Linked DNA regions of Homo sapiens: region 2 is linked to region 1. The links are chromatin contacts, found by Hi-C in ENCODE. All regions are on one chromosome and are shown on one strand. The core of a region is the stretch at or near the end of the contact, and the rest is flanking DNA. Distances in the headings are between cores, read along the strand shown. Region 1 holds the start of NCK2 (NCK adaptor protein 2). Region 2 holds the start of ACOXL-AS1 (ACOXL antisense RNA 1).

The links. Hi-C counts contacts between places; a loop is a spot of excess contacts on that map. Pooled maps may share reads with other maps.
Region 2: a pooled map shows a loop between it and region 1 (12-fold over the local background). The contact joins the promoter of ACOXL-AS1 here to the promoter of NCK2 in region 1. A Hi-C loop is called at or near these places in 5 of 50 pooled maps.

What each region holds. Positions count from the first base shown.
Region 1 is chr2:105,741,862-105,749,526 of GRCh38, forward strand. NCK2 (NCK adaptor protein 2) reads left to right here and starts at 3,051. Exons shown (of 5, transcript NM_003581.5): 1 at 3,051-3,277. RefSeq lists silencers at 2,702-3,021, 3,212-3,271, 3,382-3,771 and enhancers at 4,142-4,211, 4,312-4,361.
Region 2 is chr2:111,112,756-111,120,420 of GRCh38, forward strand. ACOXL-AS1 (ACOXL antisense RNA 1) reads right to left here and starts at 2,833. Exons shown (of 4, transcript NR_122074.1): 1 at 2,765-2,833; 2 at 1,384-1,543. ACOXL (acyl-CoA oxidase like) reads left to right here. Exons shown (of 18, transcript NM_001142807.4): 18 at 4,861-5,793. The coding sequence ends at 5,061. RefSeq lists an enhancer at 7,364-7,443.

The DNA.
Region 1 (7,665 bases), core at 1,801-4,300:
TTCAATGATACTTGTCTTTACAAAAAGAGAGAAGGGAAAGGACACAGGGAACCAGGTTGTGTGAAGACAGAGAGGCAGAGGTGGGAGTGACACTGCCACAAGCCAAGGAATGTCTGCAGCCACCAGAAGCTGGAAGAGGCAGGGAAGGATTGTTCTCTACAGACTTTGGAGAGAGGCTGGTGTCTTGATATCAGACTTCTGAACTCCAGAACTTTGAGAAAATAACCTCTGTTTTGTCACCTAGTTTGGGGTCATTTGTTAAGGCAGCCCCAGGAAACGAACACAGGCCTCTAAGGGCTAAATACCCCAGCCTCTCTGGGGGAAAATGCTCAGTCTTCAGTCATCAGATAACTTTTGAGGAGACTGTGGTGGGCAATGGGGAGCCATGAGAAGTTCTTGAGCACAACCAGGGACAAATGGAAACAATTTACAGGAAGGTTAGGATGACATTGATGTCCAGTGTGAGTCTGAGGGATTTAAGAAGGAAGTAATGGGAGACCAGTTGGAAGGCAGTAGTTGTGGGGAATTGAACAAGAGTTTTGGAGTCAGGTACATGCTCTGACCCCAGTTCTTTGATCCACTGTTCAAGTGATTTCATCTGTAAAATGGGTATAATACTATTGTGTGTGGATTAGAGATGATATATGTCAAGAATTCAATCAAGGTACATTATAACTATTGCTAGAATGATGTATAAGTTAGGATGCCAGTGATGGAAATGGAAAGAAAGGTGCAGTGGAAAAGATGTTTAAGAATCACCAGGACTCAGAACCATGGGGGTAGTCTGCAAGGGGTCTTGGTGTCATTCAGCGCTCTCCCAGCTTTTCTTGGGGAGAACTCGGAGAGAGGGAAGGAAAAGCCAAGATAACAATGAGATTTCTCCCAGGAGCTGAGGTGCCTGGTAGACTCTTGGCCAGGCCTGAAACCATGGGAGGAGGAGCTGGTCTGGGGAGCAGATGAGTTTCATTTTGAACATGGTGACCTAGAAGAGATGCTGCGCCATGTTTAGGGGGTGCAGATTAGCTGGGGAGCTCTGCAGATTAGCAGGGGAGCTCTCTAAGGCTACAGGTCTGGGGGTTAATCAATGAAGGTTTAGACAGGGAGTGTACAAAAAACAATCAACTCTCTCTTTAAAAAAAAAAGGTGCGTATCAGAATAAAAACAAAGGGCCACCATCTGCCTTGGGGATATCACTTTTACAGGGTGGGAAGACAACAACCTCTCTAGAGGAGGCAGATGGGCAGGTCAGAAAGGTAAGAGAATCAGAACTGGCTGTGTTTGATGAATGAAAAGATGATGGTGTTTCAGGAAATAGCAGAAATGCCACATATTTCAGAAAACTCCACAGGATAAAGATTGATAAAGGGCCACTGGATTTAGATAGAGAATGACATCGGTGACTTCTAAAGAATCAGAGAAAGAAGAGGCATGCAAGAACCACGATTCAGTGAAAGTTTACAAAGCAAACAAGCTACAAACTGGGTCAATATTGCTATACTTATTTTGAGTAAATTAATCTAAAATTGGGCAGACTGATGACTAGAATTCTTCTTTTCTTATTGTAAAGCTAGATATTAGTAACACAAAACTTGCACAAAAGGATGAACTGAAGTAGCTTCTTTCACAAGGTCAAAACAAGGAAAAATGAGGCTGTTCTGATTCCCTGAGCTTGTACCTGATTCCTGCTCAGTGTACTGTGCTTCCTTCCACTTACTGAGCTATTGAGGGCTACCTACTGCCAGGGTACTTCACATAGGAGGTAAGTAAATATTATCTCCCCATATGACAGATTTTAGAAAGGCTGAGGACCACCTGTGCAACGTTACACAGTTCAGGAAGTCAACAGTCAAACACTCACCTGTCTGACTTCAAAGCTACGCTGACTCTAGTTACCTATCCTTGGGTACTTCCCTTCTGGAAGGAAGCAGGAGATGAGTGAATCAAATAATACAGCCTTGTAACCTTGGGTAAATTATTATTGCCTTAATAGTAAGCAGAGACCAGGAGCCTAAGAAAGAATCTCATTAACATGGATGCAGGCTATCCTGCCAGGAAATCAGAATCATTTGAATATTAGGATTTCCTTTGGGAAACCATATGGGGAGGAGAAAAGACATCCGGATGCATGTGTCTGTGAAAGGGAAACTTGTGTCTTTCCCCTTGCTCTTGGGTTTTCATCTTCCAAGTTTGTTTATAGGCTAGCCACAACTCGAGGCTGGGTGAGCTGAACGGTCCCATCATTAGCGACACTCCTTCTAGGGGCACATTCGGGCAGCTCCTCTTCGGGTTCTGCCCCCACGGGTGTGCAACCAGGATTCCACAGGCTGGGGCTGGCCTGGATGCCTGGGAGGCAACAGAGGTCGAGTTTCTTCTTCTTTTAGGAAGTGCCTCGGACAGGGATGATGGACTAAAAATGTGTCTGGTTGGGAAAGTAAATAGATGCAAAGCAAATAAATAAAAATGCCCACAAGCAATTACAGGGAGGAAGTGACATTTTTATTTAAGTCACTTTTCTGATGGACAACAGGCCTGCTTAGCTGAGTGCCGTGGGAATGCTTCCGGGAGGGGGGCGGCTGCCCAGCAACTAGAGCTTCGTGATAAGAACAACGAACAAACAAAAAAGAGGACGCAAAGCCCACCCGGCAGTCATCCCAGGCTGGAAGTTGCCGTCTGTGTTTTCACTCTCCTCCCCACCCACCTACCCTGCCCCCCACCGCCCGCACGCAATTTCGGGCGTGGGGACCCTTTCCTGCCCCCGGCGCCCGGCCCGTGCTGCGCCTCCAGAGCGGAGCGTCCCGCAGCCCCGCGCTATCCCGGCGCCCGTACCGGGACCCGGGCGCGGAGCCTGGCGACGACGGGGGGCGCCCCAGGTGGGTCTCGGGTCCCCGCCCCGCGCGCCCGGGCCTGGGCCGGCCCCTGGGCGGCGTCACGGCGCGGCCGGGGAGGAGCGCGGGAGGAGGAGGAAGAGCGCGGAGGAGGCGGGCGCTGCGCGCCGGGGGAGGGTCGCCGCCGCCGCCGCCGCCGCCGCCGCCGCTGCCGCGGGGATCGTCAGGCCGGAGCCGCGCGGCCGAGCGGGCGGCGGGCGGAGGGGAGGGCTTGGCGGCCGGGAGGCTCGCGGCGCCCGGGCCGGCAGGGTCCGCCCGGGCCGGCAGCGTCCGCCCGGCGGCGGGAGGAGGGAGCGGCGCAGACAAAGAGCGGCGCCTGGGCGGGCGCAGCGCGGCCACCGCCCCGGGACCCGCGCCGCTGCCCTCCGGCTCCGCGGGCGGCCCACGGCGAGGTAAGCGCGGCTAGGCGGGCGTGGGGCGGGGGCCACAAACTTGGGGCCGTTGGGCGGAGTTGGGAGCGCGGCGGGGCTCGCGGGCCGGGGTGCGCCCGGGAAGGGGCCAGGAGAGCGGGTCCCCTCCGCGCCCCTCCGGTGCTCTCGGCCCTGCCGCGGCCTGGGCGCCCCCGACCGCGGACTGCCGGGCACCTCCCGGCTCTGCACCTTCCTGCCCGCCTTCCCATCCCTAACCCCCACCATCGGGGGCCGGCCCAGGGGCGGGGACGCCAGCCAAGGGCGCGGGCGAGGATCAGGGCAGGGGGCCCGGCTGCGGGGCCCGGGGACTGGAGACCCCCGGGTGCGCAGGCTGCGCCTGGCCTGCAGGCGGGCGGCCGGCACGGAGCTCGGGGCTAGCGTGGGACCGTGCGGTGGCCAGGGTCGCCAGGGCGCGTGTGCCGGGGAAGAATAGCCGCGGATCGCAGGGCCCCGGCGCAGGGACGGGGGAGGCCGCGATCGGCCGGGAGAACTTAACCGTGTTTATTACAACTATTTATGTTCGCGCACAAAGCTGCTGTCACATTGCATAAAGGAGGTCCTCGCTTCGGCGAAGGGAGCTTTTGTGCCCGGCTTCAGGCTCTGCGCCCTGCCCCAGATTTACAGGACTCTAACAGCCACCTGAATGAACCAAAGTTTCTCACAATCGCTCGGCTCTCTCGGTTTTTTTCAGGGCGATTTAATCACCGAGTGCTTTTGGAAAAATTTGATATGTGAGTTTTAAGGCATGGAGGGTAACTGCCTTATGAGCACAGTTAGCTTGGCATTGTGTGGAGGGGTTTAATTTGCAAAACGCTTTAATTTGTAGACAATGGGGATCTCTGTGAAGGTCTGCGGTGGATGCTAGGGGTCATTGGCTGGTGGACCCCAGGCACCTGACTTAAACTAGTATTGTAACAGCTTCAGGGACAAAGCCGAGCGTGCGTGGAGTCGGCCTTGGCCACTTCACACAATTCAGGTTGGCAGATTCCTCTTTATTTGGCTTTGTTTATTTTGCCAACAGGTTTAAGGCTGCTTCTGCCAAGTTTGCATCTGCATAATGGGATGAGCAGGCCCCAGTGTGGGCAGGAGGGGGCCTAAAATATCGCAAGGGCCAGCTCCGTCCCTCGACCCAGAAAGAAACAACCCTGAGAGGCCGGTGGGCGTGGCTTGCTGGGACCTACAGGTAGGGGAGTCCCTTCCTGGCCCAGGCGCAGTCCCCGCTTCTCGGAAGGGATTTTGTGTAGGAATGAAAGTGATTCAGGGTGTTTTTCATGCCTCTGTTTTAGATGTAGTTATCAAGTCTCAAAAGTGACTGAAAATGAAATTAACCTGGGCCGCTTTAACTTACCAAAACGGAACTGTGCGTGTGAACACTCCCTCAATTCACTTTGCAAGCTTCATAGATAAGCAGGTGAATTAGTAACAGGATTCAAGCCTTGCGAGTTTTACGTAAAGAGAATGGCAGTCATCGGACACGTGGAGAAGAAATTGACTTCACCTGGAGATTGGGCTAGACATGGAGGTTTTTTGACGTTTGGAACAGGGGTTTCCTGAGAAGCAAGTGTTAACCTGCTTGTGAAGAAGTGAACACGAGGGAAAATCCTACCTCAGTATATTCTGCCCTGGAGGTTGGTTAGATGTAGTTTTGATTGGAGAAGGTGGCGGAATCTTAGTGGTCTTCTGGCGGCTACTTGAGGCTGAAATGGAGAACTTTAGGCATAGGAAGCTGTGGAGGTGCCTGGCCCACTTCCTGTCCCGGAGGCCTCGCCTGGATTCTGAGCTTCTTTCCTGCTTCATAAACATTCAGGGGGGTTGGTCATGAAACACTGGATGAAATTGGGTCACAAATTGCCATCAGGAAGAGTTGGCTGCTGCATAACCCCCTCTGTCCACTTGTGGAGAAACTGACCCTGTTAACCGTCGGGCTTGCTGAAGGTGCCTTGCAGGTGGCTGTGCTCAGTTTTCATGCTTTGTGTTTTGCTTAGGACACGCTGCATACTTAAATCTTCTTCATCCTTGCTCTGTTTGACCCTGCCATATTCCCAGGCTTTGTCATTTACATTTTCGGTTATTTAGCTTTTCCAACAAACAGCAGATCTTATGTACACAGTACTATATTTGAGAAATGCACTACCATCCATATTAAATACACCGGAAATCTTCCTTGCATGTGCACAGACTGGATAACCTTTTAAAATACCCTAAGACTCCCGGAATGGCGCAGAATGCACTGGAGTCCTTTACTTGATCAGTTGCACTAGCTTAGTTTGCCCTGGATAGACCAGGCTGCGAGGCTCTATGGGACACCCATTTTTCTAACTGCTCAAACTGGCTTGCCGTGTGCACTGGGGGAGACAGGGCTTGCGGAAATCATTCTCTGACATTAAAAATGAGGCTTAAAGACTGAAGAGCTCAGAATTGCTTGCTGGAACTACAGGGGAGGATGATGAGTGATGTTTGGAAAAACAAGTAAGCTAACTTTTTTCACAAATGAACTGGAAACTCCCTACAGCTCACTTCAGATGCTTAGGAAATTAGTTTTCCCATCCAGAGGGTTTGCGAGTGGCACTTCCAAATGGTTTCTGTTTCCTAAAATGAGTGATGGAAATACTTCACGGCACGTTTTCAAAGGGCCTAAGCTAAAATGTGATTTCGTGTATCTTGTTCCATGCCTGAGTTAAGGCAACTCAGAAGAAGGTCGTGACGGCCTTTTAACGGGCTATCAAAAGTGTGCAGCTAAAGCAAAAACAGTTTTGCATTTCTTTAGGCCATTTAGTAGCACAATTAAAAAATTAGACTCTTTTCTTTTCCTGCATTTTCCTTTGAACATTTCCCAAAGTATGTTTATTTCTAAAGGTAAATGAACGTTAGCAAGTATTACCTCTGCCCAGTGACACACATCCACATGTGTACTGGCACATACATTCCTACCTCAAGAATCTTAGTCCTTGAAACTGTGGAAATGAAAGTTATTTTGATTGAGGTAGCAGTGTCACAGTGATGTCATACGGTGTCACTGTCCCTGACCAGCCTCTGTGTTCCCTCTCAACTCCTTGGCTCAGTCTCCTCCGTGTCCTGAGTTCTTACTCATCCCAAGGGTCGTCTCTTACTTCTTTTCTTCCCCACATCTTATCAACTCCAAACTAGAGGGGATGGCATCATCTTTAAACTTCCACAGCACTTTCTTTGTGTCCCTGATTTGTCATCTGTGACATTCTTTCCTGCAGTTGTTTTTTTTCTTTTTTTAAGGCAGGGTTTCACCCTGTCACCCAGGCTGGAGTACAGTAGCATGATCACAGCTCACTGCATCCTCGAGCTTCTGGGTTCAGGCAATCTTCCCACCTCAGGCAATCTTCCCACCTCAGCCTCCGAGTAGCTGGGACTACGGGTGTGCACCACCATGCTCAGTGAATTTTTTTATTTTTATTTTTATTTTTATTTTGTAGAGACAGGGTCTTGCTGCTTTGCCAAGGCTGGTCTCAAACTCCTGGGCTCAAGTGAGCCTCCTGCCTTGACCTCCAAAAGTACTGGGATTACAGGCCAGAGCCACCATACCCTGCCCTATGGTTTTTTTGCCTTCATCTTTTCTTTACTAGATTCTGAACCGCTTGGGGGCAGACTGGTCTTGCCACTTATACACAATGAGTGTGCAACAAATACTTATTGAATATGTGAATAATGAGTGCCCAGCCTGTTAATATTGGGGCTCTAGCCTCCCACTGAGATTCAAGTGGTAAGAGACCTCCAGCATTCTTGTAAATCTCAGAACTTCTGTCTACTGTGGAAGGCTTTGACCTCAGGATGTCCAGACAATGGGAGAATTTGGTCTGTTGGCCTCTCTATTTGGCAAATTTTCTGTCATGTGAGTCATTTGTAGTCCTGAAGCTACATTTAAAAACAACAACAGCAACAACAACAACAAAAAAACAAAGCCAACCCCATACTCAACTGTATTACCTGGTGGGCTGGCTGAATGGTTTACTTTTGTAGGTTAGTCTGTTCCTATCAACCTGAATTCAAAACGCTGGGCAGACCGTTTGTGATCCTGGCCTGGTAAGTTAGTTATTTGTGTCACCCCTTCTTTCTACTGTTGTATTGGTAATGTTTTTAAGAGAAGAAGCTTCAAGTGCACTCAGAATTTTAAGTATTGCAGTTGCTTCTTTTGAGACAATTTTGGAAGCTGGGGTGCTTACGTTGCCAAATTGTTAGTGAAGACCGAAAATGCCATGATGAGAGAATGACATGTACTAATGCATGCACGCTCATTCATTGTTTGCAAAGTCCTCTTCACATACACCATCATATTTAATAGTCGAATAACATGGTGCACTTGGTTCTGGCCCTCATTTCTAGGTAGGAGACTGGGGATG
Region 2 (7,665 bases), core at 1,583-4,082, 5.4 Mb after region 1:
AAGCAGCAGGGAGGGGCCTGTTGACCAGTGTGGAAGGGCACTCCCAATTTACTGAAGGAGAATCTGCAGAACAGAGTTGAAGCCTTGTCCTTCTGCAGGTAAAGGTCCTTCTAGGTCATCAAGCTGGACTTTTCACATGGTAGCTGGCTCTGAAGCCGATATCCTTGGCACCTTCCTCCGGTGGCAACATCATAGAGTACTCCTGGGCACCATTACTGCCCTGGTCCTCTCAGAGAATCTGAGCCAGTGTGGCTGGGCAGATCCATGTTCTCCACACTAGGCACACACAGAATACAGATTCTGACTTAGGAAGAACGTCAAGGGTCACACGTCTGCCACAGTGGTGGAGGCATTTGTCAGTGCAGCACCACATATCCTCCAGCAACTGGAAGCAGTGAGGCACTGGGGGAAAAGATGAAGGCAAAAGGGTAGACAAGGCTTTAGAAAAAAAAAGCCCTGGATTAAAACTCTAGTTGCATCAGTTACAAGTTATGTGACTTAAATTCTTTAAGCCTTGGTTTTCTCATCTGTAAAATGGGTTGATACCTGATAGAGTTGTTATGAGTACTGAATAAGACAGTGAACCTAAAGCCCTCCTCTGTAATCTGGCACACAGTAGTTGTCCAGGAAATGTCAGCATGGGGCAGAACACCGAAGACCTTGGTTACATATGTAAAGTGCCATATGTTGCCACATAGCATTGTTATAAAGATGCTGGAGATAGAGCAGACTAAGTCAAAGACAGCTAAGTAGCTCCCTTCTGTACTTCATGCCTTTACCTGCCTGGCCCTCCGGGATGGAATGTGGAAAGCATAGATACTGCACAGCAGAGATGGATCCTTGGCAAAGGCTGGAGTAACAAGCTATGAATTGTTGATTGGGGACTAGGGTTGCACGAGACAAGCATGGAATAAAGGTGGCCAGAGGCACCTGCCAGAATGCCAGTTATGTGTCACAGCAGAAGCAAAGGTGATAAATGACAGCCACAAGTAGCACAGAACCTCATTTTACCAACCACTTTAATCTTATTCCCTCATCACATCTTTTAGATTAAAAGATGTTTGTTCATTAATTAAGGTTCCCCTTCCTGTAAAGTTTCTAGCTCAAAATCTAGTTAACCTAAAATGAAGTCAACTGAAAAATAATGGACAGGAAATTACATTAATGGCTCACCAATATCTAACAATCCCTTAGAAAGTAAGAGTTGGCTGCATAGAGATTCTTTTTGGAAAGGAGGTGGAATTGATTCCTTATAGCAAGTAAGTTTATTTGTTGTTTTGCTTAGTCAGGTTAAAAATTTCTATTTCTGTGCATTAACCGGTGATAATGACTGATACTTATTCTGTGGGCAGGCAGCCTGGACAGTTCTTTGGCTAGTCTTACCTGGGATCACTCCTGTGGCTGCAGTCATCTGAGTTCAACAGGACTAGGATGTCCAAGATGGCCTCTCTCTCATATCTGGCAGTGGGTGCTGGCTGTTGGCCAAGGCACCTTGGTCCATCTCTACGTGGCCTTTTGTCCTCCAGCAGGCTAGACTGGGCTTCTGCACAGCAGGTATTCTCACGGTTATAGGAGAGTGATAATGGGGGATTCAAAGCTTCTTAAGGCCTAAACTCTGGAAATCACACAGTGACATGTTCCCCATATTCTACTGGCAAAGCAAGTCATAACTCAGCCCAGATTAAAGGGATGGAGAAAAAGACTCTACCAAGGTAGCCAGACGAAAGGGGCTAATGAAGGGACATTTCAAGTTTGGGTAAGGGATTTTTCACAAAAAACAGCATGTGGTCATCTTATGCTGAGAACAGGGGTGAGACATATGGGAAGAGGCAGGAAAACCTTCTGCATGGAGTCCTAGGAATAGCTGGGGTGTCCCTCCAAGTGTACTGGGCACTTCCCACCCTGAACATCTATTATAGGACTAACACCATGCCATGCTGGGAAAATATGGTTTGTTCAGAGGACTGCAAAGCTTAGTCACTGCCCATCCTTGGCCATCCTACTCTCCCAACTGAAATAAGGAAACTGTAGGGAGAGTCAAAAAGAGCAGAAAAATAAATTGAGTACTGCAACTAGATGGAGGTGGGAAGCCAAACTGATGTTACAATTTTTCCCTCACTCCCAAATATACATATTAATATAGTCAAACACAGTGTCATCCCTTGAGGGCTGAGTGCTTCTGCTTTCTTTAAAGCAGATATTCTCAAATTCCACTCACTGGCTATTTCCAGTGGACTGTACATTCTTATTGCTTGTAGAGCAATAGTGCCCATGTTTAGGTTTGACCTTAAAAAATGTTTTTGCAAGAACCTATAACTTGTTCATACTTTTTTATTTTTAAAGTATACCTATTCATTTGTCTTTTTCAAAAGCTGGTGAATTTTCTTTGTAAAGATATGGGTAAGCTTGAAGTACTTTGTCCAGCATAAATGGGTCATAAACTGGCAGGGCAGAGGACCCCTACACTATGTGCAATTTTTATGCTTATAGTATGGAAGCATGTTTGGTAACAAAACTAAACTTTAATAATACACTGCTTAGCCCCATATAAAAATACCCCCTGGTAATAAAAATACTGTAACTGTGTAATAATCAATGCTATATTATCTTCTCAAGTTTATTTTGTATTAAAGAGATCATATATTTTTAAAAATTTTTAAAACGCCTCAACAGCTTCACGATGTGAGACCTGTTCCTGTAGTGTGTACCATTAAACCTCTAAAGTCCAGAATTGTACCTAACACTGGGTAGGAATCCAGCATACCATTTGTGAGTGAAAGGATGGTAATTATTATTATCATCTTGACAGCCAGGAACAGAGGTGGGTGGGTACCTGGAATCAGAGTCAAACAATAACTAAGAGTCAAACAATAACTAACAGGAATGATGCCGGATCCGTCCATTGAGACAATAATCATTCTGAGGTTTCTGTTGCAGTCTAGGAAAAATGGAGAAGGCTAGAAGGAGTATTTTAAACTGCTCCAGAACTTTAGATTTAGAAAGAATCTTGGCAGTCAACTCCTCTTCACAGCCAGTTCATTTTTCTTCTCTAGGGTGCCATTGGAGGGCACACTCCCTGAACACTTATGAGTGAAGAAACCCTCCTTTTCACCAGCCATTGGGTTCCTTTTCAAGTTTATTTTTTTAAAATTTTCTTTATATTGAAATCTGCCTCATTTAATTCCTACCTCTGGCCCTACGTTCTGTTTTTGGCACCAGATAGATAAAACCCATACTCTATTTTACACTCATTCAAATCATTGTATTTCCCCCACCGGTGAATATATTACCAAAGTTGGTTGAGTTTCATAATGCAAACCCAAAGGGAAAATTATCTTGAATAATCATATGACAATATGTGGAAAGTTTAGGGGCTGTGTACGCCACCTCATGGTTTTGAACTGTGTGGTTAAAGACGTTGAGAGTTGACAGATTAGTCAGGGATTTTTCAAGAGTATTAATTACAAACTTTGAAATCTTGGTCAGTGAAAGTTCATTTTAGTGCATCTTGCAAATACGATCAAAGGTCTTTTCAGTACTGATTTGATGATGCTTAACCACAGTGTGTGAAGAATGAAGTTTTTCATTAGAAATTACTGGTGTAATAGAGCACATTTTCAGGGAAGATGTATTGTTGGACTATTACAATTCATGCTCTTCCCCCACCATATCCCTACCCTCTATATTCCCCATCCCCTATTTCCTCCACCTTCCTCCTTGGGACCTCACTGAAAACCTGAAATGCTCTGAAAACCTGAAATGGCGTTTTGGACTGCTGCAAGGGAAACTGTGATCTTAACAACATCAGTGCGGCTCAGACATGACCACCATGTGAGGGCAAAGGTGGGGCTGGTGTAAGTGATGTTGTTAAACCTGTAAAAATAAACCATGAAAACCTGGGGATTTACTGTGATTTGGGGAGTGAAACAAATTTACCACTGGCCGAAAACTTGAAAAATGGAGTACAATGTGTAGATCAGAAGAAAAGAAAGCCGTCCCTCTGCCCTTGTGTAGTTTTAGAAAAACAATCTTATTAGTTTGGTAGCTTTTTTTCCTGAAAATAAAAAAAAAAATACATTGGCACCTAAGCCATGGAAAATGAAATAAAAATACACCAGTGCAGCTTCCAAAACACTGACTTGCATCTCCCTCTCCTATCCGCCGGGAATGTCTTATCCCTGCCTTCCAGTGGCTGCCAGAACCAAGGGCATCCGCGGCGTTCCTTGGCATTGGCGTTAACAGCAGATGGATTTTCCGCAGCGGCCAGGCGGAAGATGCCTAGCATTGGTCCGCCGTCTCACTGTACTGAATTTCAAGAATCATGGCCTACTGCCAGCCAGGTCAGGACCGAAGGCGCTAGTCTGGGGAGACTGGAGCAGGTCTCTAGTGGTTCACCTGTTCGGAGGCTCTTCCTGTTCAGTTCCCTCTGCGCGCCAGAGGGTGGCACCCCAGGCACTCCAGAGGTGGAGAGGAGGGGACGACAGGGGAGGCAAAGAGAGAGGAGCGGAGGGAAGGACCAGGGAGGAAGGACCAAGGAGGGAGCTTTAATAAATTCTCAGACCTTGGTCTCGAGTTCCCGGCTAATTTGGGGGCAAAGCCGACCGACCCCACGTCCACGCCCACCCCCTTACGGGAAAAGCCGGGGTTTCCACTGGGCTAGGTGTCAGAGTTGGGAATGTCTAAAACAAAAAAGGCTTCCGAGGGTTATTCATGGCCAACAGTTTCCACAGGAGAATCCAAAGGGAAACTAGTTTCCGGGGCCGCTGTGTGTGCGGGTGCTTGGTGGGCTGAAAGCTGCTGTCACTAGATGGCTGTAAGTGTGCCAACATCTGACCTGTCCCATTGTGTTGTGTTTTGCAGTTGCTGGATTTGTGCGACTCGGTGAAGGATGATGCCCGGAGGGTGATCTCGACCTTTAACATTCCACACACCTACCTCCACGCACCAATCGCCGGAATCTCCAACCCGCGGGCCGCGTGGGCTTTCTACCCTGCACCGCTGCAGCCGCGGCCACGGGAAGAGGCGCGCTCCCGGCGGCCCAAGCTGGGAGCCAAGCTCTAACGGGTGTGGCGGGAAGTGTGGTGGCCCGCCAGCAGCTGCCACGACGCTCGCTCCACCGACGCCCAGAGCTGTGGCCGAGGCCGGGGGCTGGCACCCGCTGGGCCGCCACTCTCGGGGATTTTGGTGGCAAAGCGGAGGTCCCGCCGAGGCTGGCGAGGTGCGCGGCTGGCTGCTAGGAAAGAGATCCAGACGGTCGCCTGGTGCGCTGGATCCCTGTGCCCTTTCCCTGAAACCCAGCCTGGCCTGACTGCAACCTCTCCCAACTTCAGTGCCGGATCCCCTAGACAATCAGGGTGGGCTCCCCGCTGCGAGCGCGCCCCACAGCCGGGTGCCGCCAAAGGTCTCCTGCTGTTAGCGGTGACTCACATTCCCAGTGATTTAGAAAAACTGTGGTGCCGAGTGAAAGAAAAAAAAAAAAGCAAACACCCTTAGACAAAAGAAAAAAGCTCCACTCTTTCCGCGAGCGGGAAAAAAGGTTTGGTTCAGCAAGTGATGCTATTTCAGTGAATCAGACGCTCTGGGGCTCTGCAAGGAAACGCACGGACTGGGAGAAGGAAGTGGGAGCCTAGAGTTTTGCTCTCGGCAAAACAAGAACTCGGCTTGTCCTCCCAGGCCGGCGGTTTCCGTACGGCAAGACAAGGCGCGGAAAACATTTTTACCATCTGACGCTGTAGTCTGTCCTTTAGAAGAGAATAGGTGAAAAGTTTAATAAAGAAATTAAGCGATGTGGAAGTCGTTCCCGCTGCTTGCAGAGGGTGGGGAGGCGGGCCTGGGCAATTTCGGAACTAGGAGAGACCACGTCGGCAAAGCCTGTGGTCCCGAACAAGGGCCATGGATTTCCCATTTCTCAGATCCCGGCTGCCCGACTTCATTCTTGTTTCTTTCAGCACAAGCCATCCTCCCTTCTCCCTCCCTCCACGTCTCTTGGCAGAGACAGAAAGGGACACCGCTCTGCCCGCGTCCAGCGCGAAGGAGGTGACCTAAAACCCATGGGCCCTTCTCACACTGCGTTCTCTGCGCTCCGGCCCAGTTCCGGGAGGACCTCCCGACGGCGCGGGAGAAGGCTGTAAGGGCTCTTGGCCCCCGACGCGGCCTGGGTCTCGGGGGACGCATGAACCCGCCACCTCTGGCCGGCTTCCTTTTAGTGCCCCAAATAGCAGCGCTTAGCCCGTTGCTTCCCCCGACTCTTGTTTTTCAAAGTGTTCACAGGGTCGCGAGAGCGAGCGACGCGGGGGCGGCGAGGCTGCAAGGCTGCACAGGAACAGACGACAAGAAATAGGGCTTTCTTCTGCGTGGTTCTTTTCCGGTCCCTGTCTGAGTCGCCCGACCCCGCGGGGAGCGCGGAGCATTGCGGCGTGCGGCGGGCTTCGGGCTCTCAGCCCGCGCAGCAAGTTGTGTTGCTTTTCCCCGGGTGCGACGCGGGACGGCCGCGAAGAGCAAAGTTCGTCCGCGGTAGGAACTTCGAGGCCCGGTTAGGACCGATCTCCGGCCTCCGAGTCTACTTAGCCGTGTCCACGCTCGTGCCTTTTCCCTCTTGCAGCGAAATAACTGGGCGGGGCCCGACGCGCGTCCTCCAGCGACTCCGGGAACCCAAGGCCTCCTTCACCTCGCTCAAAATTCACCCGAAAATGCGCTGAGACTTTGGCATGGGGCTGCGCTGTGTCCCACTGACGTTACAGAAGCGCTTATGAATTTAAAAACTGCTCCAGGCGGCCGGACGGCGGGACAACGCCTCCTCACTTGCTCCTCTACGGCAAGGCCCCTTCCTTCTCCCTGCCGGCTGCGGTGGTGTGTAGGGTGGTCCCTTTACAGAGTTTCCTTAATCCATCTAGCCTGACCTCACCTGCGGGATGTTCCATTTCCCGATCCACCTCCCACACCCCCGCTGCAGTTGTCTAGAAGCTGGGGCTGGGGAACTGAGGCGCGGGAGGAGCAGACAGGAGGGCCGGGGTTGGGGCGCCAGCCACGCGTTGGGAGAGCAGACCCGGGTGCAGACTCAGAGGACTGGAGAGGCGGCATGGAGTTTGGTCTCCTGGGAGGTAGAGTGAGGTGCTGCGGACTCCAGGGAGGAAAGGGATGGGTGGGGAGGCGGGAGGGGAGGAGGGACGGGGTATTTTGCGCTCCCGCACCGCGGCCCGAACTCAGCTGTTCTGCCTTCACTGGCCTCAGCCAGTCGAGGGAGCTCCTACGAGGTTATCTGCGAGCCCAGCAAATCTTGGGGGTCCTAGCCAAATGCAGTGCGCAACGTTCTCTCTCACTTGGAGGCCGCCATTCACCTCGTTTTTTTTTTTCCTAAAAGGATTTTTTTTTCTGAGTGCTTTTTTCATTTCCCTATTTTACCTGCTTTGCACATGCCTCCCGCCCTCACCCGGGAGGCGGCGAAGACGCCCACTGGGACCGCGCCTGGCCGTTTTCTGGGCGCGTCCTGCCCCCACGGCCTCTGTCTCTTAGGGCGACTGGGCGCGGAAGAAAAGCTGGAGAGCCCCTGCGGGGTGGCAGGAGGAGGGTGCCTGAGTCCCGCGAGAGGCCCGGGCGAGGAAGATGCGCAGCCTGCTGATCCGCGTCCCGCCCGGCGCCAGGGACCCTCAGAGGGAGGAGAGCTCA